Linked DNA regions of Homo sapiens: region 2 is linked to region 1. The links are chromatin loops, found by intact Hi-C in ENCODE. Cell type or tissue: endothelial cell of umbilical vein. All regions are shown on one strand. Each heading gives the region's core, and the rest is flanking DNA. Links, peaks and the distances in the headings are about the cores only.

The links. Peaks named below come from ENCODE experiments on the same cell type or tissue, not always from the same donor. Only the 100,000 strongest peaks of a DNase experiment are listed, where the experiment ranks them.
Region 2: a loop joins it to region 1, with 2.7 times the contacts of the local background. A loop is called at or near these places in 3 of 110 quality-filtered maps.

Annotation. Positions count from the first base shown.
Region 1 is chr3:173,888,295-173,896,294 of GRCh38, forward strand. The region is part of intron 4 of NLGN1 (neuroligin 1); the gene reads left to right. Among named protein-coding and RNA genes, the nearest start is that of NLGN1-AS1, 29 kb to the right of the region's middle. In endothelial cell of umbilical vein, for the core only: no CTCF peak of the experiment used is centred there; a DNase peak (open chromatin) is centred at 4,467; H3K27ac peaks cover 717 bases.
Region 2 is chr3:173,574,995-173,592,156 of GRCh38, forward strand. The region is part of intron 1 of NLGN1 (neuroligin 1); the gene reads left to right. Among named protein-coding and RNA genes, the nearest start is that of NLGN1, 190 kb to the left of the region's middle. In endothelial cell of umbilical vein, for the core only: a CTCF peak has its summit at 9,339; DNase peaks (open chromatin) are centred at 9,327, 10,227, 10,357, 10,447 and 1 weaker place; H3K4me3 peaks cover 1,463 bases; H3K27ac peaks cover 1,101 bases.

The sequences.
Region 1 (8,000 bases), core at 1-8,000:
TACAAAATGGTATAGTATTTGCATATAACCTAAGCATATCCTCCCCTATACTTTAAATCATCCCTAGATTACTTATAATACCTAGTATAATATAAATGCTATATCAAGAGTTGTTATACTGTAATTTTAAAAATATTTTTATTGTTTTATTGTTATTTTTTATTCTTCTTTGTTCCCAGTAAATTTGATTGGCCATTGGTTGAATTGTGGATGCAGAACCTATGGGTATGGAACTTGCAGATACAGAGGCCAGCTATTCTGAAGTGCTTTTAAAACATCATAAACTAAATAGCAGTGAGCATATTTTTTGTGTTATGTTCATATTAATACATGCTAATTTTTTGAATATATAATAAACTTATGACATTTTATTAATACGAATATTTGATGTCCCAAAACTTCTATATAAACCAGGGAAAGTTTATCGTGACGTATTTTTTTCCTAACATTATGTATTTACATTTTTTTTGAGTGTTGAAGAAGACATTAAGATGTTTAGGAGTATTTAAACTCTGCAATAACCCAGTTAAAATGAAAGCTCAGAGGTTTTCATTTTGTTACCTTTATTGTCACTTGAATATGGACTATTGACAGCTCACCATTTACAAGACATGCACAAAGACAGATTTATTATAATTTAGGTGTTGATCACTTTGGCTGGAGATTTTCTGTTATTAGAGTAGAATACTACATTTCAAACCAGCTATACAAGTTTTTTGTTTGTATTCACTGTCTCCATGAAGAATAATTTGAAACGAAAATTGAAGGCTTCTAATTTTATGCAGAGTGACAGCTATGTATTTCCATAAATGTATGAGCATTTTGACATGAAACTGTTATTTCTCATCCGAAGTCATAATTGTTCAGCATGAAAGTGGGCCATGAGAATGAATGATAATAATAATTTGCCTTTTTGAGATCATGGCATTAATAAGCATAATTTTCAGAGCTGCATATAAGCAAAAGGAGTTTGCCTGTAGACAGTATGACAAGACGGTTATTGGGAGGAGGGTATGTGAATTGCCCACCTTTGCAGCCATCTTGCCTTTCTGACCTTTCTTTCTGCGTAACTGTAGCCTCTAGCCAGCTACCTTCCACTGTTTTACTACAAACAGTGACAAAGAGAGCAAAAAAGAGGTCAGTGTAGGAATTCCAAGGAGTTAATACCTTTTACTACATAGCTCAATGGCATGACCATTTAGTTGTGACATGTCGTTTTTAAAGTAGTCTGTTTCCTTTTAAAAGAATCCCGTTGTCAAGAAGTAAAAAGGGGTTTTGTTGTTGTTAAATGATGTTTTAAAATCCTGTCCAATTTATGTTAAAGAAAGTACCTATGGAGGTTGAGACTGAAAGACAGTGATACATGAAAAGGAATAAAAGAACACAGCAAACATAAGGTCTGGCAACGACCATGATAGTTGTTTGCCTGCCAACAGCAGTAATAAGGACTAGTTGTACCGGTTGAGAAAGCTGTTTAATTCAGATGCATCCAAAAAATATGCATCCTTCAAAAGAGATACGGTGCATACATTTATACTTTAAGAAACACCACTGTGAACTTCAATCTTGAATGACTCAAAGAAAACGTTTAAATTCTTCAAGCTTACAGACATAAGAAAGAATGCAATAAATTGTGGGAACTGGTAGAGATTTTGCCAAAAATAAAGGGCCTTCTCTTTTGTGTATGTATGAGGGTGTGTGTGTGTGTGTGTGTGTGTTTAATTAGGTAAAATTATGTAAGTTCATTTAGGCTCTGCAGCATTTTCTGATGACCCAGTAATCATTTTCTGTTATCCCATTTAGCTGTTAAGAGCAATGAATAGAAATCTGAAACCAAAAGCCATTCCCTTTAAAATTCTACATGCATTAACTTGGGTTGCAGGAGGAAATTCCCTTATAAAAGTGAAGGTATTACCATTAACACAGAGAACTCTTTCAGTCGTTCAGATAATAATTCTGACTCTCATTTCTAGGACCTGTCCCTTCAGTTGTTTTGCAGCTAATGGTCAGAGGTTTGTTCAGAACCACCCACACACACTTGTTTAGTCCCTGGGTGACCAACAGAATGCATTTATGAGAAGGTTGGGCCGGAGACCGCAGTGTGTGCCTTTGGTACAGAGATTCTCTTTGGTGCAAAATCTATCTGGCCTTTATAGATATTGCATTAGCATCGAGCACAAAATGTTCAACTGCCTGACTCTTGAACCCTTTTCCCTGACCTCAAATGAATGTTTTCTGAAGATATAAATGTGTGAAAGGTGGTCATTTATATAAACCTGGAGAAATACAAGGAGATAGCATTGAAAGAAAATTGTTATTGCACTCTGATCTTGCAGGAAAATTGATTTATTATTATGAAATAACAAAGTACTCTTAAGGCTAAAACCTTTTTTGCCCTACTTCAACCTGACGAAAAGGTTTACCTCCTAGTTATAAACCCATCCATAGCGTGGTCTCTAATGGAAAAATCCGAGAGCTCCTTCACACATGGCAATAGGAGCCAGTGCTCTAATAAAAGCCTTCATTAAAATATGGTTGGAATCTATGTGGCATGGCAATTCTCAGCTACAAATTGAAAAAGAATTGGTTGCACCTGTAATGAGAGTTCAATTAAGTGATCTTGGAAAAAAGCTAGAAGGAAATTAAATATTGAATCCTTCATCATTGAGTGTTTATCTTGAAGGGAATAATGTATGGACTGAAGACAAGTGGAGATCAGCAGACATAACCTCTCCTGTGTTTATTCTTTATGGTGAAGGAGCTTGCCCTTATTCAAGCAAGGCACTTCTCTATCCACATTTAATTCTGTGGTAAAATAGGATAATACAAACCACATGTTTACTACAACATAGAGATGTCATACAGGTTGACAGGTAATGACAGCAAAGCACTCTGGACACAATGCTAATATTGTGCACTGTTCATTATTTGAATTATTGATCATGTGCAACGGCCTAAATAATCAAAATAGCAAATATATAGCCTGATCTCTCAGTTCCCAAGTGGAAGGATTATGGGCTGATAATCATATCCCCTTAGATTCTCTTTAACCTAATGTGATATTTTGTAAGACTTTCAAGCTATCTGCATAGTCAGAAAATCATTTTAGATATTTAGGCAGCAAAAGCCTCTTCACAGTACTGCATTTGGCAAGGTGCCATCCTAAAATAGTTCCTCTTTTCCATATGTGTTATGCCCTTTGCCCAGTCTACCTCCCTTCCCTTTTTGCCTAGTTTGGCCTTTATTCCTTCTTCTAAAGTTTCCAAACCCATGTTTTCCTAGCTGAGCCATCCACAAACCTTAAACTGTGAGGATGATTTACTCCTGGCCAATGTCCAGGCCCATTTGCCAACCTCCCTAGCACAACTCTAAAACTTACCAAGGCAGTGGATATGAGCGGCCACTGCTGAGGGATCCTTGGGACACTTCTCAAATCCAACATAATCAGATTTAGAAAGGTTGGGTCTTTCTCATACCCGGTGTTCAAAAGAAACCTAATGATACAAGAAACTCTCCAGCTCTGTCCTAATCAAGTCACAACAATGCCCATCATGCAGAAAAGACAAAATTGCTTCTAACACACTGCCTCACACCTTGCGGTGAGTAATAAATACTTGATGAATGAATATGCAAGAAAGTGCACTAAATGGCAGAAAGTATATTCCACAGCCAAGGTCACAGCAATTATGTTTCTAGAAGCAGGAGTCACAGGAAAAATAACAATCACCTGAATTACTGTTCTACTTAAGCACATCATTGAAATGGTTTTGTGTATCATGGAATCCTGATGCGTGAGAGAAGTCATCTATCTTTACAAGCATTTACTCCTGTTAAGTACCTATTATGTCATTAAAACAGAAACTTTGTCACGTATATTTAAGGTTTTTTTTTTTTTTGCATTTCCCTTATTTTTATGTATTTGTATGTTAAATCCTTTGTTCTGCTTGGGCCTGTGAAAACTTATTACTTTATAAGTCTCTGTGTGTCATATCCTCCAATAGATCCTGCCATCTCTGTTCTCTGTTTTTATTTTATGCAACTGCTTTTTCAGATATGTTGTGACCTTCGTAAATGTAGGTTGGGAGGAACAAAACATTATTAAGATTTTCCTATGTATGTTTTATATACATCATTTCCTTTTAACTTTCACAATAGCCCTGTAAGGTAAGGATCAGTAGCCCCAGTTTACAGATGAGAAAACTGAGTCTCAGAAAGTAGATCACTTCTTGCAGGCTAATATGTGTCAGCATCATATTCAGAACCAGGAAAAGAAGGCAAACTAAAAAAAAAAAAAAAATGACAGTTAAGAAATGAGGAATAAGAGATTATATTAAACTAACATTTTTAGCACTACCTACTGGAACACTGCCATGATATCCAATTGCCAGACACTCGTGGGGTTTCCATCCAGCTCTACATCCGAGTTATGATTCAGGAGCCACTGGGCAGGAAAATGTGAGGACACAGAGGAAGCTGACTGAAGCAGGTAGACGAGAAGAGGAAGTGAGGCATGCCAGAGAGGCACCGTCATAACCCCACAGTTAGGTTTTAACCTGACTTGGAAGCTATGTTGTCCCTGACAGCCATTGTAGTAGGTAACAATATTGTACTATCTTGGAGACTTGGGGAAGCCTTTTTTCCCCTTTTCTAATATCTAAAATTAATCTGTATTATAACTATGCATCTTCTGAGCCCTTGCCTCTTGTATACCTGCTAATTACATTAATATTTGAGCCAGCATGAGAATCAGACAGAAAACAGGTATCTCCTATCCACACTTTTGTGAGAAATCAGGCGCAGAAAATCAGGGGCCCTCTCATAGGCACCTCAAACCCAGCATATCTCAAATTGAACATGTTTCCAACTTCTAGCTAGTTATCCCTCTTTTTATGACCTTCCTAACTAAAGACACTCATCCATCTAGTCACCCAAGCCAGAAACCTGGATGTCAGCCATGGGAAGACAAAGAATTGTGGTGGTTAAGAGCATAGCTTTTGAAGTATGTGTATTCTGAGTTCAGTCACCGAGGTTTAGATTTCAGCTCTGATACTAACAATGTGACTTCGAGAAAGTTACTTTACCTTTTGAAGTCTCAGTTTTTTCATCAATAAAATGGTTGTATCAATCATACCTTTCTCATAGCACTATTGTACGGGCCATATGATATAATCCAAGTAAAGAGTTTAATAAAATAGCACACACGTATTAAGACACAGGAAAAATTAGCTACACTGATGACCATGATGATTAATGATGATGCTTGACTTTTTCCTCAACCATCCTTCACCCTAAAGGTCATCAAATCCTGTACATTCTAACTAAATACTTTCAGATCTTCACCTTGTGTCTATCACTTTGTCTTAGGCCCTAAATAATTTTTTGCATAATTATTATTGCATGGGCTCCTAACCTGTTTTTATTTTTTTTAACCTCTTACTTAACTCACCTCCCTTTGTCCTTCGTGTTGCCCCAGAAGCATAAATACAATTTTGTTTTCCTCTGCTTAAAATTCTGTGATAGCTTGCCTATCATTTGTAAATCCCAACCTCCTTTTTATGTCATCGCAAGTCTTGCATGTCTGCACCCTGAATACTTATGTTACAACATCTTTGGCCTCGTGCTACTCACATCCTTTATTCCCATTCACCTCTTCATGCCTTTTTTGTGACATTAATTCTAACTGAAATGTCCTGCCAGTTTGTCCAACTTTCACACTTTCCCTTACTCACTATTTCAAATCCCATGAAGCACCTTCACTTCCTCTTTCCTGCCATCCCTTGGGGTGAGCTTGTTGCTTTCTCTTTTATACAACTTGGGCTTGGTATTGACTTCCATTATAGCACTTATCACAGGGTGTTACAATTATTATTATAATAGCACTTATCACAGGGTGTTACAATTATTATTATCATCATCAACATCATATAGTTAGTGTAGTCCTACTAGAGGCCAACATCAAACACACTACCTAGCAAAAACCTAGGTCGAACCAATGAAGCACCGTGACTTACCAAGAGGTAAAAGGAAGGCAACCAAGCTAATTGCCAGGCATAACTCATCTCCAGAGACTCAAGTTGATAGGAAAAGAATACTCATTGGAAGCTTGCAAGTTTTCAACCTCCTGGGTTGGAGAAAGGAGTTTCTAAGTCATTCATTCTCCTGTATGATTTACATAAATTGAATCTTGCTTTTCTTTGATATTTATTAAAGATACAGTCTCATAGATACTTCAGGGTCATATAGTATATGAGTGTTCCATTGTTTCCATACCAATTACCTCAAACTTAAACATTTTTAAATGTTTAAAATAATAAATTTCTTTTCTTTTTTTTCTTTTTCTTTTTTTTTTTTTTTGAGATAGAGATTTGCTCTTTTTGCCCAGGTTGGAGTGCAATGGCAATGGCACATTATTGGTTCACTGCAACCTATGCCTCCAGGGTTCAAGTGATTCTCCTGTCTAAGCTTCCCAATTAGCTAGGATTATAGGTGTGGGCCACCACGCCTGGCTAATTTTGTAATTTTAGTAGAGACAGGGTTTCACCATGTTGGCCAGGCTGGTGTCGAACTCCTGACCTCAAGTGATCCACCCGCCTCGGCCTCCCAAAGTGCTGGGATTACAGGCATGAGCCCCCTCACTCGGCCAATAAATTTATTTTCTTATAGTTAAATAGGTAAAAAGTCTGACACAGGTATCACTGGGCTAAAATCAGCGTATTACAAAGACTGGATTTCTTACTGCAAGGTCTAGGGAGAATCTGTTTCCTTGCTTTTTTGGTGCCGGGAGGGGGGGAGTTGTTGATCTAATAATTCAGTTTCTTGTAGTTGTACTACTGAGGAGAGTCCCCAGCTTCTAGAGGCCTCCCACATTCACTTTGTATCCTTCCAGCCTCCTCTTTCCTCTTGCATCTCTCTGAACACAGTCCTTTTAAGGACTGATATGATTAGACTTGATCCATCTGAGTACCACATCTGTAAAGTCCCTTTTTCTATGCAAGGTAATATAGTCACAGGTTCTTGGGAGATACTTCATGATTTTATTACAAAGGCATCAAGATGCTAGCAGGTGATGATCTCTACCAGGATTGCCCGGAAAGGAAAGCAATGAAACTAAAACTTGGGGAATCTTACTGTGAGGCAAAGAGAAGCCAAAATATGGTAAAGATTTTTAAAATATTTCCTTTCAGACACCATATAACAGGGTACTCAGAGAACTCAACCTGAATGGAGACACTCGACTTCCCAGTGTCAGAGACTTTTATTCTATGTTACCAGGAGCCTCCTAGCTTCCAGAAAGACCAGAGACCAGTAATCATTTGGTCCTTTGAATGATAGACAGAATAATTTTCCCCAAAGAAGATCTCACAGAGAAGGAAAACTTGGCAGCTTCCAAGGACCCTTTTTTTTTTCTTTTTTGAGACAAGAGTCTCACTCTGTTGCCCAGGCTGGAGTGTAGTGGCATGATCTCGGCTCACTACAACCTCTCCCTCCTGGGTTCAAGCGATTCTCCTGTCTCAGCCTCCCAAGTAGCTGTGATTGTAGGCATGTGCCCCCACACATGGCTAATTTTTGTATTTTTAGTAGAGATGGGTTTTGCCGTGTTGGTCAGGCTGGTCTCGAACTCCTGACCTCAGGTGATCTGCCCACCTTGGCCTCCCAAAGTGCTGAGATTACAGGCATGAGGCACCGCACCTGGCCTCCCCACACCTGGCCTCAATGACTATACTTTTCCTATCAACTTGAGTCTCTGGAGATGAATTATGCCTGGCAATTAGCATGGTTGCCTTCCTTTTACCTCTTGGTAAGTCACCATGCTCCATTGGTTCCACTCAGATTTCTGCTAGGTAGTGTGCTTGATTTTGGCCTCTAGTAGGAATACACTAGCTATGTGATGATGATAATGATGCTTATAATTGCAACATCCTATGATAAGTGCTTCTTAATCTGTTTCCAGTTTCCCAAAAGATCTGCTTTGTGAAGTCCTCATGGGGGAATCATTCTGC
Region 2 (17,162 bases), core at 4,810-12,809, 310 kb before region 1:
CCGCCTCAGTCTCTCAAGTTGCTAGAACCACAGTCTCATGCCACCATGCCGGGCTATTTTTTAAAAAATTTGCATAGAGACAGAGTCTCACTGTGTTGCCAAAGCTGGTCTCAAATTCCTGGCTTCAAAGGCCTTGGCCTCCCAAAGCCCTAGGATTGCAGGTGTGAGCCACTGCACCCAGCTCCAGTAATTCTAAAAATAAAAAATAAAAAATAAAAAAATAAAAAAAAATTATGGTGACTTTACACTTAGCAAACACATATGAGCATCAGTTTTAGAATTTCAGTTAATGTCAAGATTGGTAAACTTCAGTTTATGGAATCTTGTTTGAAAACCAGGACAGTTAATTTTCATGGCACTTTTTCATGGTGACTTAAAAATAATAGATATTAGTTCCAAGAACACTTCTTCACGTACTTTTGGTATTCTAAATTAGGTAACAAATTTGGACCTGAAATCTTAAAACAAATTTAAGTTACCTTCAGGCATTCTTATTTCTTCACCATCATATTCTTTTCCAGTTCAAACACCATTCTTCCCTATGAAGCAATTGGAGCTGAGATTTAATAGTTTTGCTTTTCTCTTGGTCATTTGTTCATATTATATAGTTGGCTCCAAGCAATCTTATTCTGATCCCATCCTTGGCTGTCATTTTCTTCTAAAAATACCACATAAATTTCTTTCTATTATTGCTGGCATTTTTACAAACGTCAGTCAACTCAGTATCAGTATCATTAGGTAATCATACTCTTCTTTCATGTTGTTTTTAAGTTTCGTTTCTTTTCAGATCTTTCTTTTTAAATATAATTCTCAAATACAAAGTTTTCAGAAACTTGCCTGTAAAACCATCCTGATAATTTGTAGAAGCCTTTGTGATCCTTTATCTAGATTGTGACAGAGCTTTAGAATGATATGGAATAATATATAAAATTTTCTTTTTAACTTGTTTCTTATAATCTAAAGCTGCACTATCCTTTATGGTAGTCACTAGCCTTATGTGGCCATTGAGCTATTGAAAAGGAATTATTCCAAGTTGAGATGTACTCTAAATATAATATACACATTGGATTTTGAATATATTTATATGGAAGCAATTAAATTTCTCAATAATAGTCTTTCATATTGATTATATGTTGAAGTGATAATATTTTGACATATTGGGCTACATATAATACAGTATTAAATTTAATTTAACTTGATTCTTCATTTTTTAATGTGGATGCTAGGAAATTTAAAATTTCCTGTGTGGTTCACATTATGTTTCTATGGGCAGCACTGATTATTTCCATAATATTTTTAATATCTTTAATATTTTTAAATAAGTGTATTAGTTTTCTATTGTAGCTATAACAAATTCCCACAAATTTAATGGCTAAAAACAACACAAATTTATTATCTTACAGTTTAGGATGTCAGAAACCTAAAATGATTGGCAAAGCCTGTGTTCTTTTTGGAAGTTCTAGAAAAAATTCCGTTTTCTTGCCTAGAGACCACCTGTTTTCCCTGGCTTGTAGCTCCTTCTTTCGTCTTCTAAGCTAAGAGTGTAGCATCTTCAAATCTACCTGACTCTCTCTTTCTCCCTCATCTCTGTTTCTGTTATCACATCTCTTACTCTTATTCTGACCCCTGAACCCTCTGCCTTCCTCTAATAAAAACCCTTGTGATTACTTGGTACCCATCTAGATAACCCAGAGTAATCTCTCCATCTCAAGATCCTCAATTTAATCACATTTGCAAAGTCTCTTTTGCCATATAAAGTGGCATATGCACAGATTCCAGGAATTAAGACATCTGTGGCGGGGGAGGGTGGTGGAGGGTATTATTCCAATTACCGTATTAAGTATATTTAATGCTATTCTTTCTTGATTTGTTAATTTCAATTTTTAAATTTTGCTTGTGGTCCAATATTTTAAGATCAACGAAACGGTAATACCAAAAAACAATCATAAGAAACATCGAGTCAGGTGTGGCATGGCACAACAGCTTCTCATCTGGGCGATGCTGCTGACCTCAACGTGATCTTAGTTAAGTCATTTATCTTCTTGTGCTTTTTTCTGTTTAGCAAAAGGAGTCTGTGAGTCTATGAAGGAACTTTAAAACTGCAGTTCTTTGGGCCACTGTTCAAATATACTGTAGTTGTTTTAATGATTAGTTTGAGTCCTTGTATGATGAATTTCAGCTATAAGATATATCTTCTAGCTTCACCAGACTTATGAATGATGAGGATGTGAATTGTGAGTTGGTTTAATGTATTACACATAAGCCAAGAATTATATTCTCATTCTATCAAATAATGAGTATACTTTCTGTTATCACATAAACCATCTATCCTCATAGTCTATTTTGTGATGTAACAAATCATGCTTTGAACTTTCTTCACATTGCCTTTTCTGCTTCATCTATGTAAACAACTATGTCTGAAATATTACCATGTCCTGCTTTCCTTCTCTCCCTTCCTCCTAGTACAATTTATAAATAAAGGGTCAAAATTTAATTGTTTTCTTTTGTAACAAATCCACCATTTGTTAGCTTGTTTATCACTAGGGAAGGTTTGGGAAACTTTTATAGAAGAGGACACAAGAAAAGGCTGAGAGTCATGAATTTTATGATGGTTGGAAGGTTGAACAATTTCTTATGCATTGAATGTAACATAGTTTTGTCATTCTGTTTAACTAAATCATTCTGCTTGTTTCTAGGTCATCAGAAATAATTTTATTCACATACAAGCAAAAACAAACTCTAAAACCAAACACACATGATCTTAGAAAAATATATCATCTTTGAAAAACTTGTGACATATTTTCTCAGTTTCTTGTAAGTAATCAAAGCTTAAAGGGACAGATTAATGTGTAGATAGATAGGTGATAGATGGATAGATAGACAGATATATAGACAGATAGATAGAGACAGAGAGACAAGAAGACAGAGAAATAACCATTCCTTTAGAAGATGTCATTTTAGGCCGGATGCGGTCGCTCACGCCTGTAATCCCAGCACTTTGGGAGGCTGAGGCAGGTGGATCACGAGGTCAGGAGATCAATACCATCCTGGCTAACATTGTGAAACCCTGCCTCTGCTAAAAATACAAAAAATTAGCTGGGCGTGGTGGCAGGCACCTGTAGTCCCAGCTACTCGGGAGGCTGAGGCAGGAGAATGGCATGAACCCGGGAGGCGGAGTTTGCAGTGAGCTGAGATCGCACCACTGCACTCCAGCCTGGGCGACAGGGCCAGACTCCGTCTCAAAAAAAAAAAAAAGAAGAAGAAGATGTAATTTTAAGGGTTCCTTTATTTAATATTTTGGAAATCATGGAACTAAATATTTTGGGACAGGTAGAAGATGCTCATTAAGTTGCTAATTGAACAATAATGAAAATTCAGGCTAGTGTTTACTTTTAATTATGTAATTAGCATAAAATCCTATCCAAAAAAAGAGTACCCAACTCTTGTCTGTGAAGTCAATGAGATGTCAATACCACTGGGATATAACTAAAAATTTCTCTTTCCATCTCGAACTATAGAACATTAATTTTCATGTGGTTTCCCATCCTATTAGGTCAAACTTTATAGTATATTCTGCTAATACTGGAAACATAGACTCAAATAAACTAATATTTTACAATAAGCATTAATAGATGATATTTAATAAGATGGTTTCCTGATTGTGTTTTTTCAGTACTTAAGAAACATCTAAGATAATTTTATACAATTTAACTCATTCTATACTACATTGCAATGTCAAAATCAATCATGGTACTATGGAATTAAAAGCCACCAAAATATCAAGAGAACCTGCTCTGAGGTTATTAGAGGGTCAGCGTAAATACTGCCTCACAAATGTACTTACATTCAAAAATGAAGAAAATATTCTGCAAAATAATGCATCATGCTATTATTAGCTAAAACATTTGAAATTGGAAATTTCTATATTTTTCAATTTTACCAATTAAATAAATGTATAAATTATAGATGTAAAAAAGACCTTTTTCTAAAAGAAAACAGAATCTTAATTATTAGCCTAATGGCACCATTATTTGAAAGTTTTTAACAAGTCAGAATTATTCAAGTCTGTTTTGAAAATCTGGATTTATTTCTGATTTAAACCCTTTTAAGAGTCCCTCTGTAAATATCTTTTAGCATCTCTAACCAACATTGATGAAAAAGCCCCATTTCAAAAGTGGCAGTCTCATGCTAAAATATCTAGTCTTGGGTAGTCGCAGTGGCTATGCCTGTAATCCCAGCACAGCCAAGGTGGGCAGATTGCTTGGGCTCGGAAGTTCAAGGCTAGCCTGGGCAACATAGTGAATCCTTGTCTCTAGAAAAAAATACAAAAATTAGCCTGATGTGATGGCATGGCGCCGGTATTCTCAGCTACTCAGGAGGCTGACATGGGAGGATCACCTGAGCCCGGGGAGTTTGAGGCCGCAGTGAGCCATGATCGTGCCTCTGCACTCCAGCCTGGGCAAGACAGTGAGACCAGGTCTCAAGATAAATAAACAAACAAACAAAATGTCTAGTCTTGATCATCACTTCCTTAGTTTCCATTACCAATCTCTATTCCATGAAATATAAAGATACATCTGGTATATTTAGCATCCAGGCAGGTGTGTTCTCCCAATACGTATCTGAAATATAGTCAGTACCAGTCAAGCATTTTAAGTAGTCTTTTCTAATTAAGCAGGATTGTGGGAGTAGATTCTTCCCCGTAGAAAGAACCTCTTTGTAAACAGTCACCTTTGCAGTAGTTAGAACTTACAATGTTGCACCACTTTTTATTTTTGTTTCTTTCATAATTCCCAATTGCCATTCATTTAGATTCAAGTCTTGAGCACTTAATATGAGGTTACATCAGGGGAGTTCTGAAGATGGTAGAGGATTTTTTTTTCTCCAGACTTGCTTTACAATTCTGTTTTATTTTATTTCTAGCTTCAGAATTTTTAAAATTATTTTTAAAAAATTGTTGTGGGTATATAGTAGGTATATATGTTTATGGGGTACATGAAATATTTCGGTTATTTCTTCTTTTTCAGACACTGAGCTGCTATCTTTCACAACATCCTAAAACGTTTATCACAAGCCAGAGCTGAATTGATTTGACCTGGTCATAAAAGATGTGCATTTATATGATTTTTCAAAAAAAACCCCACCTTTTCTCAAAATAACTCTTTTGTATTAAAAGCAACAATGAAATACTTACTCCTCTATTTGTTATGAAAACTATGCTGCTTCCTCACATGATCCATTTGGTATTAATCAATCCATCATTTTCTATTTGGTATAGAAACCAAAATAAGATATGTAATTCTAAGATGTTTTTTATCAGAGCTGAAATTTTAATAACACGGTTAAATTGGAATGCCCTATAGTGCTCAGGTTTACCAATCTTGGTCTTTTATTTCCATTATTATTATTCATACTAATTTTTACTTTCCTCCTGTATTGATTTCATTTTCTGAAGAAATTAGCAAGCCCATCTAATGAAGAGATTCTCTTCATTAGAGAATTTATTCTCTTCATATAGCAACTAGTTTTATTGTTTGATCTATTAAGTCAGTCATTTACTAATAATTTGTATCATGAAGGATACAAATATTAAGTATGTTTCTATCCTCTCTGTCAGTAAATCACCAGGGAGATAAATGAATTTGATTCACATTTTTATTCTCAAACACCTTTCCTCTATCCCTCCTTCTCCTTTCACTTCTCCTTTTACTCCTCTTTCTTCATTGACTACCTTACTCTGTGAACTCATTTTACACTTAAACATACTGAAAAATGAACCTTCAGTTCTATATTAATATCTAATACTTGTTCAGTATGGATGCTGAAATATTAATTGATAATAGTAATAGCCATTTGCACTCAACAAATAAATCATCAATAGGAAACTAAGGATTTGTGGTAGTTGGCTGTTTTAAAGTCAACTCTCCTATGATATACTTTGGATTATGCCCAGTATACAGGAGGTATTCAATAAGTGTTTGCTGAAAGAATGTCAGCCTCTCCAAATTTCAGAAATATAATGGTACATCTGCTTCTTCTCCCTTATCTTTCTATTATCAAAGGAAATTAAATTGGCATATCACTATTTCCTTATCACAAATCTGTTTTGGTTATTTCCAGGAAATCTATTCAGAATAGTTGAAAATTGATTGTTTGACAATTAACTCAAGCATTTTTCCTGAGTCCAGGGTGCATTGAATAGTATTAACTGCTCAATTGAGTTATAAAAAATGCCTTTTCTAATATTTGGTATCTCTTTTGCATGGATTATGAAATATAATGCCTAGTGATTGTGAAATGAGATTTCCAGTCCCCATATTTCATATCAACAAAGTCTTCTTATTTGAATTCACATACATATTTTAAATACTCTGGGTGAGTTTTCTTTCATGTTGTAATTTCAGCTTATGGCTACTCTGGCTTTGGTAGTTTTTAGTTAACTGGTCAGACTGAACATGATCAATCAGTTGATTGACTGTTTCACAATTTCAGAGGCCCTGTTACTATTTGTGAGATCAAAGGAAAATACAAGAAAGAGCTAGTTGAGGATTACATATATATTTTTTTCAATTTCAACCATATTTTCCCATTTAGGTGGTAATTTTTGCTTCCTAGCTAGAATTTCTAATATCAATTATAGAAGTAAATAAGCACCATTCCATTTACACTTCTTAGAAATATTTAGTAGTACAGTTTTTTAAAAAAATCTCCATATAAAAAGCACATTATGAAATATTGATATTTCATTTTTTCAGACTTAATTAGAAAATTTTATAATATGGTAAAGATTCACAGGAATAATGTAGTCTAAATCTTTAATTTTAATAAAATATTTAAAGCATATAAACAATTTATATAGTAATATTGTAAACACCCATGTACTCAAGATTCAGGCTGAGAAATAGAGCACAGTAGATACAGTTGAAGCTTCTGGTGATGCCTTTCCAATTTCATTTACTTGGCACCCTCCCCACAGTAACCTCTACCCTGAATATCATGTTTGTCATTATCATACATGTTGATATATTTTGCTGTATATAGGTATGTGATCAAATATAATAGATGTAATTATTTTACCTGTTTTTGAATTTTATATACAAATATCATCATCCTATAAGCATCTTTCCGCAACATCCTTTGTTGTTGTTGCTGCATATTATATTTTTTGAGATTCATTTATATCAACTCAAGGAGCTGAGGTAACATTCATTTTTCTTGTTACCGTTTCTACTATTGCAGTATATGAATATTCTATAAATATTTTGTCCAGCTATTTATCTGAAGGTGTTTAGATTATTTCTCTCTCCTACTGTTTTTTTCTCTTTCAAATAGTTGTGGAATGAATAGTTCTAGGAGTGGAAAAACTGGATTATAGGACATAAAAATGTTCAACTATTGCTAAACTGCTCTCTGAACTTGTACTATCATATACTCTCTGTAATTTCTTCACATTTTCATCAATATTAAGTTTTGCTGGACTTGTAAATTTCTGCCAATTTCATGACTGGGAAACAAAAATCTCATTATTTTGAATTGCATTTCTCTAATAACTAGGGGGATTGAGGACCTTTTTCAGATGCTTATTGGACATTGAGAATCTTTTTCTGTCAATCAACTATTCATTTCCTTAACCCATTCTTTCCTATTATATTTTTTATCTTTTATAAGCCCCTTTATGTACTTTGGATAGTAATCCTTCTTTGATTATATGCATTGCAAATATCTTTTATGAGTGTACATTTTGATTTATATAATTGCTTTATTTTAATATATCAAATTTAATATTATTTCTTTATGGACTTTGGCTTTTTTATGTTGTTTAGTAAACCTTTCTGTTCTCATCTACCCAAAATCATAAAGCTATTTCCCTCTAAATGTTGTAAAATTTTGCTCAGCATCTTTAGGTCTTTAACCCACCTTAACATACATACATGTGAAGTTGCAATCTTGTATTATCATTATTTCATATGGCTAATTCAGTGTCTGAATATGTCATCTTCCCTCAGTGCTTTCTGATGTCACCAGTTATTTATCAGGTTTCCACAAATCCATGAATATTTTTCTGGACTTTCTATTCTGTTCCATTGGACTAGTTTCTAGCCCTGAACCACATCTGCATTGCCTCAGTTACTGTTATTTTATGTTAAGCCTTAATAGTTCATATTGGAACTTCCTGAACCTTTTTCTTCAGATTATTCAGATTATATTGATAATTTCTTACCCTTTGCCCTTGCAAACACATTTTAGAATTAACTTTTAGGCTTCCACAAAAAAATTGTAGTAGATTTTATTAATAATTACATTACTTCTATAGATTAATTTACCATATTGATTCTCCCATCCAGGAACATGTATATTTATTGATTTATATGGGTTTACCCCTTAGTGTTAATAGATAAATTAGCCGTGGGCCAAAAAGTGATGGCCCAAAGTCACATAGCCAATTAATAGCAACACCAGTGGTAGAAGAAAGGTCTTTTGACTCCTTAACACCTTGTACACTAAAAAGGCTTAATTATTTAGTCAGTTAAAAAAGAGTGTCTTGGACTGCTTGCAGCTACAGAACCCCTCACAATGAAAGAGAATTCAACTTCTCTAGTTTACTAGGCCCAATTTGTGTTTCAAGCCCTCAAAGTGTGATTAGAGCGCTTGGGAAAACAAAGTCCTGAAATTCCTTGCATTGACTCTTTCTCTGGAGCCTGTCGGAAATGCTAGGGGTAATCTTGAGGTCATTGAATTTAAAAGCATTCAGGTAAGCAACATTGAGGCCTATGTAATGACTCTTAGGTCTTGTTCTGTGACCACAGGCTTACAGGAGCTATCACTTGCTTTGCTGAATGAACACTAAAAGTCCCAAATGAGTAAGAGATTATCTAAGAATACACACACACACAATCATATTCCTTTAAAGGAAATAAAATTTTAAATGTTTTTCTAAAAGCAGCATATCTCAGGAAGAGTGAGGCTTCTTTTAGGTCGATAGTTATTAAAGAAACAAATACAATTGCTTTGAAATCACCGAATTGCCTCAAATTGGCATTTTAGCTACTAACTGCCATTGGGGAAATTTTTGTAGACAAAAAAAAAAAAATAGAATCCAGAGGAGACAGAAACACAGAAGATTCAGTCTTTAAACGTAAAACAAAGAAACATCAGATGCTGTATTCAAGTAGTCATATACTATTCATGTTAATTGCAGTTCAGCCTTCTTTAACTACTGCAGTAGCCAGTTATCTAAAGGGGCAGAAAGAAAAAAAAAAAAAAAGGTGAGGAGAGGGGATGGGAAAAAAAAGTGAGATCCCTGCAATATCGCCTGGAGCCACTAGGGGTATCTTTGTACCATTTTTCATCCTGCACCGATTTGGAGTAGAAACCTATATTAGGGTAAAACCAGGGTCCTCGGCATTTTTTTTTTTTTTTTTTTTTTTTTTTTTTTTTGCGAGGAGTGCACCCAGAATCCAAAAAAGATTTTTTAAAAAAGAAAGAAAGAAAGAAACCAGAGTTTTTTTTCAGTCACCCGAACAGGGTTATGAAATTGTTCTTCTGGACATCAGCACCGGGAATTCATTTTTGAGGTCAATTTCCAATCGAGATAAATCTATTGGATTAGTAGGATTATCTGATTGCAGCCGAAAGAAGTAACGTTGTTTGATCATTTGTATTTCTTGCCTGATGGTCGGATTTACATGGAGGTGGCTTTGGGTCCCCAGGATTCTGGATCGTGGTTGCATCTGGAGAGAAAAAAGGATCAATCGACACGTTTTAGAAGTGTCCGTGGGTGAATAAAAAAGGAGGGGGGGGTGCAAAACTGGGGTTGCGGATGCTTAAAGCAAAAAAAGAGAAAAGGAAGCGTCTTGAATCCTGGAACAAGAATTACCGGGTGCTCGAGATTTCAAAAAAGCGTCTAGAAACTGGTAAATACTTGGACCATTTCAGCTTGAATTTGACGGCGAAGTGTTGTAGAGACCGTCTCCTTGAATCATTGCAAAGGGACCGGGGAAAGATGAGGGGGCTCCCTCTGTGGATTTATCTTGCTGAGGGTAAGTTTGTGGCTCTTTTATTGGGAGGGGGCTGCCAGGGTTTTGTGCCACTGCGCGGAAGGTGATGCGGACGCGGTGCCTGTGAAATGGAGAGAGAAAGGGGAATATAAAACCACCTCGCGCATCCCCGGGGGGATCGCTAGGGAGCTACCTAGATCGAGCTAAAAAACCTTGTTTTTGTGGCGTCGGTGGGGGAGCCAAGCAGCTCTCCAAGCTCTCAACTTTGCATTGAAAATCTCTCAGTTGGGAGACGCTTCCCAGATCCAGTGCTTTCTCCTAGCAATACTTTAAGGAGAGGAGGCAGCGGTGCCTTGGAAAACCTGCATGTAGAGCGGAAAAGCCCAAGTAGAAATCGCTGGTGCTTCGGCCGCCGTTTCTGCGGCTGTCGTGGCTTCTAGGGGGATATTTTGCAGGGGGAATTGGCTGTTTTCATGTTGTCTCCTCCCCCACCCCTCTCTTCCTACCCCTTCCCGCTTCCCGCTTCTCTCAACCGGACACTAAAGGGTTACAGGGTCACTGCACCGGATAGAGACAGTAGAAGTGGGTGGCTGGCCACACATGTTGTCTTGTAATTCACTTGCACGACTTTCCATAATACAAGTCCGAGGTAACTTTCTTCGAGTTGGAGCAGCCCAGGAAGACGTTGCAGGCTTTTTGCCGAGGGCCCAGGCTAGCGAGTGCGCCAGGCAGACGGCTGCATTTCTGATGCATCCCTGCCCTGCCTGCCTCGCCACTTACTGGCTTTTCTTTCCAACTGAGCGGTGCGCGCGCGTTCCCAGACATTTTCTTGCAGCTGAATTCAGGAATTTTTTTCTTTTTTTAAGAATTTTGTAGCTCCCAAGAAAAACTCATCTTTATTTGCAGAAGGAAATCAATTTCAGCAGCTATAATTAATCACTCAAATCAGTGAATATGAATTGACTCAGGCAACTAAAAGTTGCTTTGGAACCCAGAAAAGCATATTATTCTGAAGTAATTTTGGAGTCCACGTAGCTTCAGAACAATTGCATACAAAGAACTGATTTATTTGAGGGATGTATATAAATGTGTTCAGTAGGTTAACGAATCTGAGACTTCAACATCACAATTTTAGTTGGCTTTTTTTTTTAAAGCCAATTCGTTAAATTTTAAACTTGTAGACATTCAAATGCTTTGGAATAAAATGGAGATAGATAAAAGATAAAACATACATTTTGTATGTTCTAATCTTTAGAATAAAAGTGTTACCTTTTTTCAGGGATTTCTGGTTTACAGATTATGACTGTATGCAGATACCTTTGTGGTTTTACCACTGAAGTCTGTGTGTGTGAACTCATCAAAAGGCAACTCTTCAATGTCATCTGAAGCACACTCATTCTCTAGTACTTTTTTTCAGGAATTCCAGATACATGCGACGTTCTGACTATTAAAAGATTAGTCTAACCAAACTTTCTTCCTGGATTTGTGTGTGTATGTGTGTTTCTGAAATCTAATTTTGAAGCATGCATGTGAGATTTGTTTTCTAAAGATGAAATAGCAAAATATAAAACTTTTGTCTCCCAGGAATTCTAAAGTGGAAAAGGTAGATATTTCTTATTTCAGTAGACGTTGTGTAGGCTTATTTAGAGATTATAGAAATAACAATAAATAGTTTCTACAAACCCAATTGTTAGTTTTAAGGCGATATCTGAGAAGCTAGGTTAGTCTCTTTTTACTCTGCTATAACCCAATTGTTAGTTTTAAGGCGATATCTGAGAAGCTAGGTTAGTCTCTTTTTACTCTGCTATAAGTCACGTGGTTCACGTGCAGACTGAGAGTAGAAGAATGGATGTTCTGTGTATTGGCACAGTCTAGCCACTGATCCTAGCCACACTGTCTAATAGTATTTAAAATATTTTCAAAGTTTAAACGGATTTTAAAAAGACAGCTAGCAAATATCATTAAGTGGTAATAGCAAATAAGTAATGAAGGTGAGTGGTAGGTGGGTTGGAATTTCTCTTTTTAAGCTAATAGAGAATATGGCTGTTGATATAAAAATAGATAGATAATTTGAAACATGAAAAAGAAGGTCCTTTTAAAATTGATTTGCATATTCCAAAACCATTAAATCAGTAGTCATTGCATGTGCCATAGTGTTAAAATGGAAGACTTAACTGAATGTGCCTTTGTAGTGCCTGGAAAATACATTTCTGTCAGAATAAACAATACTTTCTACTCCCCTATTATATTCTCTTTTGTCAGTTAAAATGAAAAGGGAGAAAGTGACCTTCTCTTTGTTATAATCTACTTGGAGGGGCTGTATCCTTTGTTTCTACAAGCAGTACATACACAAAACTTTCAGTAAACTTTGTAGGTAGTAAATCCACTTTGGAAAGCCAATAACAATGGAAATAAGTATATACAAAACTACACACCAAAATTTTTTAAAAAGTTGCGGCCAGTAAACGAAGAGCAAGGTACCCAGTTAGATAAATGCTCTCCCTAATAGAGTGGATTGTTCTAGGAATTATTGAAAAACCTGAGGAATTCACTTAGAAAATTAATTCCATTTAGCTCCATCTTACCCAATACATGTTTTTGGTCCTAATTATTAAAAAGAACATGGTAGCCTTGATGAGTTGTGAATTTTCTATCAGAGTAACACAAAATGTGGTAGTTTGGGGTAAAGAGATGGAAGCTGTCAATTAGCCCTGGAAATCTGCAAGCACAGTTTCTGATATAAGTGACAAGAAATAACATTGGATTCCTCTAAGCTTATCACTATGTAAAAACTGATGTTGCATTCACTGGAGTTTTGCTTGACAGCTGCACCTGTCCCTCAAAAACCTTTTATGTGTTGCAACTGGCCTAACATTCAGGAAAAGCTAACACATTTGCTATAGATTCTTTCTATGATTTTGAGATGATTAACTACATTAAATGTTATTTTACATTAAAAAGAAGTTAGCAACACACTCTTAATTAGAAGCAAAGTGATAAGGGCAATTATTTTTAAATGACTTGTTGAAATTTAACACATGACACTTCCAAGTGCAAATCTTCCATCTCTTTTGCTTTATTGAGAAATAAAAAAGAACAAAAACCAACTTTCAATTAATTTAAAATTCAAGTTTTTGACATATTGAATTTGCCAAGCATTGAAAAATATCAAATTTGTGAACACTCATGATGAGTCTAATGTTTTTATTGCTTTTTAAGAGATAATTTAAAACATCATGAGGTAGCTAACCATATAATCCTGTGGGATAGCAACATTCTGTTTCTAAGAAAATGATTTCTAAGAAAAATGATTCCTTAATAGTAACCCATTTGCTGGTCACTTTTGTTCTGTTATTAATGAAATAATGTTGATAATGTCAAATATTACTATGTTGGTATAAAATGATCTGAATAATCTCTGCCTTCAAGAGTCATCCCCCAAACAAAGTAAAATCAAACAAACAAAAATCCCCACAGCCATTTGGTAGCTAACCTGTGTGATAGAGAATGACTGTCAACTCGAAGCTTAAGTGAAGTCAGGGAAAACTAGTGAATCATTCCAGGAGTTTGAAATTATTAGACATTAAACTTTTGGGGGATTTTTATATGAATTCTTTTTATAACAGTCAGTATAATCTCTTCTGTGCCTATTTCCGTTGCATGTGAGAGAAATTCTAGTCAATGGCAAAGCGCTTCACTGCTGCCATTACTGCAGACTTTATAGATCAGAGATGTGTCAGCATGTTAGCTTTAGCAGTAATGCCTCTTTTGTGTGAAACCTTATGGGCCTTGCAGGCAGTCTGTCATCCTGACACTCATAAAACGTTCAAGTCCCCATATTTATTATTTAATTTTCTTCCTATATATAGCAACACAGCACTTCAATATATGAATGTGTAGTCAAAAAAATGACAGGCAATTGTGGATGGGACTAATGAGTTTTAATAATACACATATTAGGGACCGCTAAAGGAAGTTTAATTAAGAAAAACAAGTTGAGCATGAAATTCATTTTGGAACAAATGCAAGTTAAGTTACTACTACTGATGTAAATTCAAAAACCACAGTGATATATCACAGGAAATTAAGTTCCAGCCTGAGACTAGACCTAACTAATGCAGTTGACATCTTAGGACTTAGCTTTAAGTGGACAAACTTTGATTTGACTTATGAAACAGAAGAATATGTACTTTTTTCACTTTCTCCTGGTTTGTATAGAAATTTTAGTTTAGTATTTTCACTGCATATCCAGCTACGCTTTATGTACATAATATTAGTTCACTTGTGACAGGCCACACAGTAGCTTTTTCTTTTTCTGTAGCCTACTTTTCTAATGCTACATATGCCTACAATTAGAGCTACCTGCTGAGGCCCATGCTGTCTCTTTGGAGGTGCTGTAGGTGGTGCTTCATTAATAGAACTGCATAGTCAACTTTCCTCTACCTATAATTCTGTTTATGTTTTGCATAATTTAGAAAATAAATAGACTAATGTGTTTGCTTGCTTACTTTTATTTATTTATTTGATGGTGGCAGTGCATGTGGAGGAAAAGCAGAAGTTGGGGAAGAGATTGAATATTGGGCAACTATTTTCTTAGAATGTGATTTTCTTATATTTTGCTTGTATTGAAATAGCACAGACACTTTCTATAAAGAGTAAATAATCAGGCAATGATATGAAGGTCTTATTGTATACATATGGTTCTCAACAAATGCCTATTGGGAAACATCCAATTGATATACTGTTTTTTATACCAATGTTTGTCATCAGTTTTTTGTAACCATAATGATTCTTTTTTCTTCCCTGACACACCCAATGAATGGTAGATCTACAGGAGAAGAAAAGAGGTTACTTGTAATGTTTGAAAATGAATTGAAAATTGTCATTGCTTTTTAAAAAACAGTCACAATGAGTACTCTCATATTGTCATATGGAATACTTTCTATGCTTGGAAGATCAACAAGTTCAAACATGTAATCAAGTAATATTGAGTTGATAAAATCCAGGTTGAGATTATCATTAGTAAAAGTTTTTTTCCATGTGACAACCACCACTTCTATGACAGAACTGACCAGAAAAAGTGATTACAGCATAGAACGTTGTGAATATTGTGAATGGTTGTCACAATATTCACACCTTGAAAATAAAACTTGAGCAATTTAATAGTTAACTATAGAGCTAAAAGGAATAAAAGTTCACTTCAGCAACCATTATGTTACAAGTCAGTGCATCTGTCATTTCTAATTTAAATCTGTATTACTTACTGTCCAACACTTTACACATAAGTGACAGTGTTATCTATTCTTTTTCTTATGGGTAGAAAAAGTCACCAGTTTCATTACCTGTTTAACTGTGCCAAGTGTTCTAATACATATGTTACTACAAGATTGATGCCAAAAGTCCCTGTTATTTCACGCCACGGTCTTTAATAACAACATCTAAGAAGGAAAGCGTTTTTTGTTTTGAAGGAATACTGTACTAGTAGTCTGTATAACCTCCACCATAGTAGGGGATTTTTGTCTGGTTTGTTCGGAGCTGAGTGTATTTCTCTTCATCGCCTAGAGAACAGTACCTGGTACATAACTGGAAATCAATAAACGTTTATTGAATGAATGAATGAAAATCGACTTGTGTTCTAGCCTTGGATGTTAGTAACTAAACATGTAACCTCTTTATGTAATGAATACCTGGGATCTTCATTTTTGCTTTTTAAAAAATGTATAATCAGTAGTTATTTGAATTGACAAATAATTTTAAATAATGTACAAAATTCCAAAGGGAGGAAGGATTCTATTCAAAAATTGAATATTAATTAGAGACAAATAGTAACTGAGGCTTTTTAGTGATTTCATATAGAGTTTATATACTTCACTTTGATAAATTATTTGATCAAGACTTACAAGTGTAGTAGGATTATTTATATTGTTATAATTTACTGAAGGTACATTAGAGCTATTTTCTTCCATGAAGAAAATGTGATATCTCAGGGAACGTTGGAATTACTAAAAGTTATTTCAAACAGGTAGAACGTGAACAATAAGACAATAAGATTTAAAATATAACGGTTTGGGATTTTCGTCATTACTTAAGATCTTTTTCCATTTTGTAAAACTTTATAATCCCATTCTCCCTATTATAAAATTTGAATTTAAATGGTGACTTTATTTGGCAACCTATATTCCATGTGTATATTAAATTCTTGTTAATATTCTATTCTATTCATTAATATATTGATATACTATTTGTGTTACACAAATGGCCCATGAACAGGGCATTATTTTGAATTTTGTTATTGTTATTAGTACTAATGCAACTTTTATATGAAGGAAGAAAATGATGTAGATATATAAAGGAGATTGCTAGTGTGATATTCTTTCTCCTTTGGATCACTGGTTGAGCTCTAAGCCAGGTCAGGAGTGACAGGAAACCATTATTGCTGTTCGGTGCCTTATGTGAAAGGCGTTGGTGGTCTTAGTCCAGTTCCTAGTAGACAGCTACTCCTTAAACAATAGTCACCACAGTATTTGCCAATTCCAGCAAAAGCCTGGGACTGAATGGACACAAAGGTTTAACTACCCACTCTCTGCTGATCATCCTCCAAGGGGTCAAGATTGACACACCCTGGCACAGGGCCATACTCAAACTTAGCACTGCCTCTGCCAAAGTTGCAGCTATTCTCTGGCAACAAGGGATTTTTTTTAACTGGACTTTAATTAAGCAGGGAACCAGGAATGGCAATTTTCCACTCTTCCCAGGCATGAGCAACTCACTACACACAAAAATAAGCTTAAAGAATGAGTTGAGACTGTAGCACTCTTCTTAGGTTGTGCTAGCTTCTCTATAAAGATACTAGCAGGCATAATTAAGTTGCTTCTGGAAGCAATGACTTGTGACCCAAAGGTGGCCCCTTCCAGACAAAATCATCAACTTAATATCAAGGGAAGTAATCAGCTCTACCAGGCTGTCTCTTCTGAGCTCTTGAGTGATTATTCATTTTCTTCTGTGGGATCACAGGGTCATCAATTGGTTTTAAAAATGTATCCTGTGGTATTTTACATATACATTAAAACTGTTGCCCATGACTTTTGAATAACATTCTGCCTCATTGATTTTTGCCCCTCTTGCCCCCTTCACCTCCCTGTTCATTTGGAAGTCAGGCTTCCT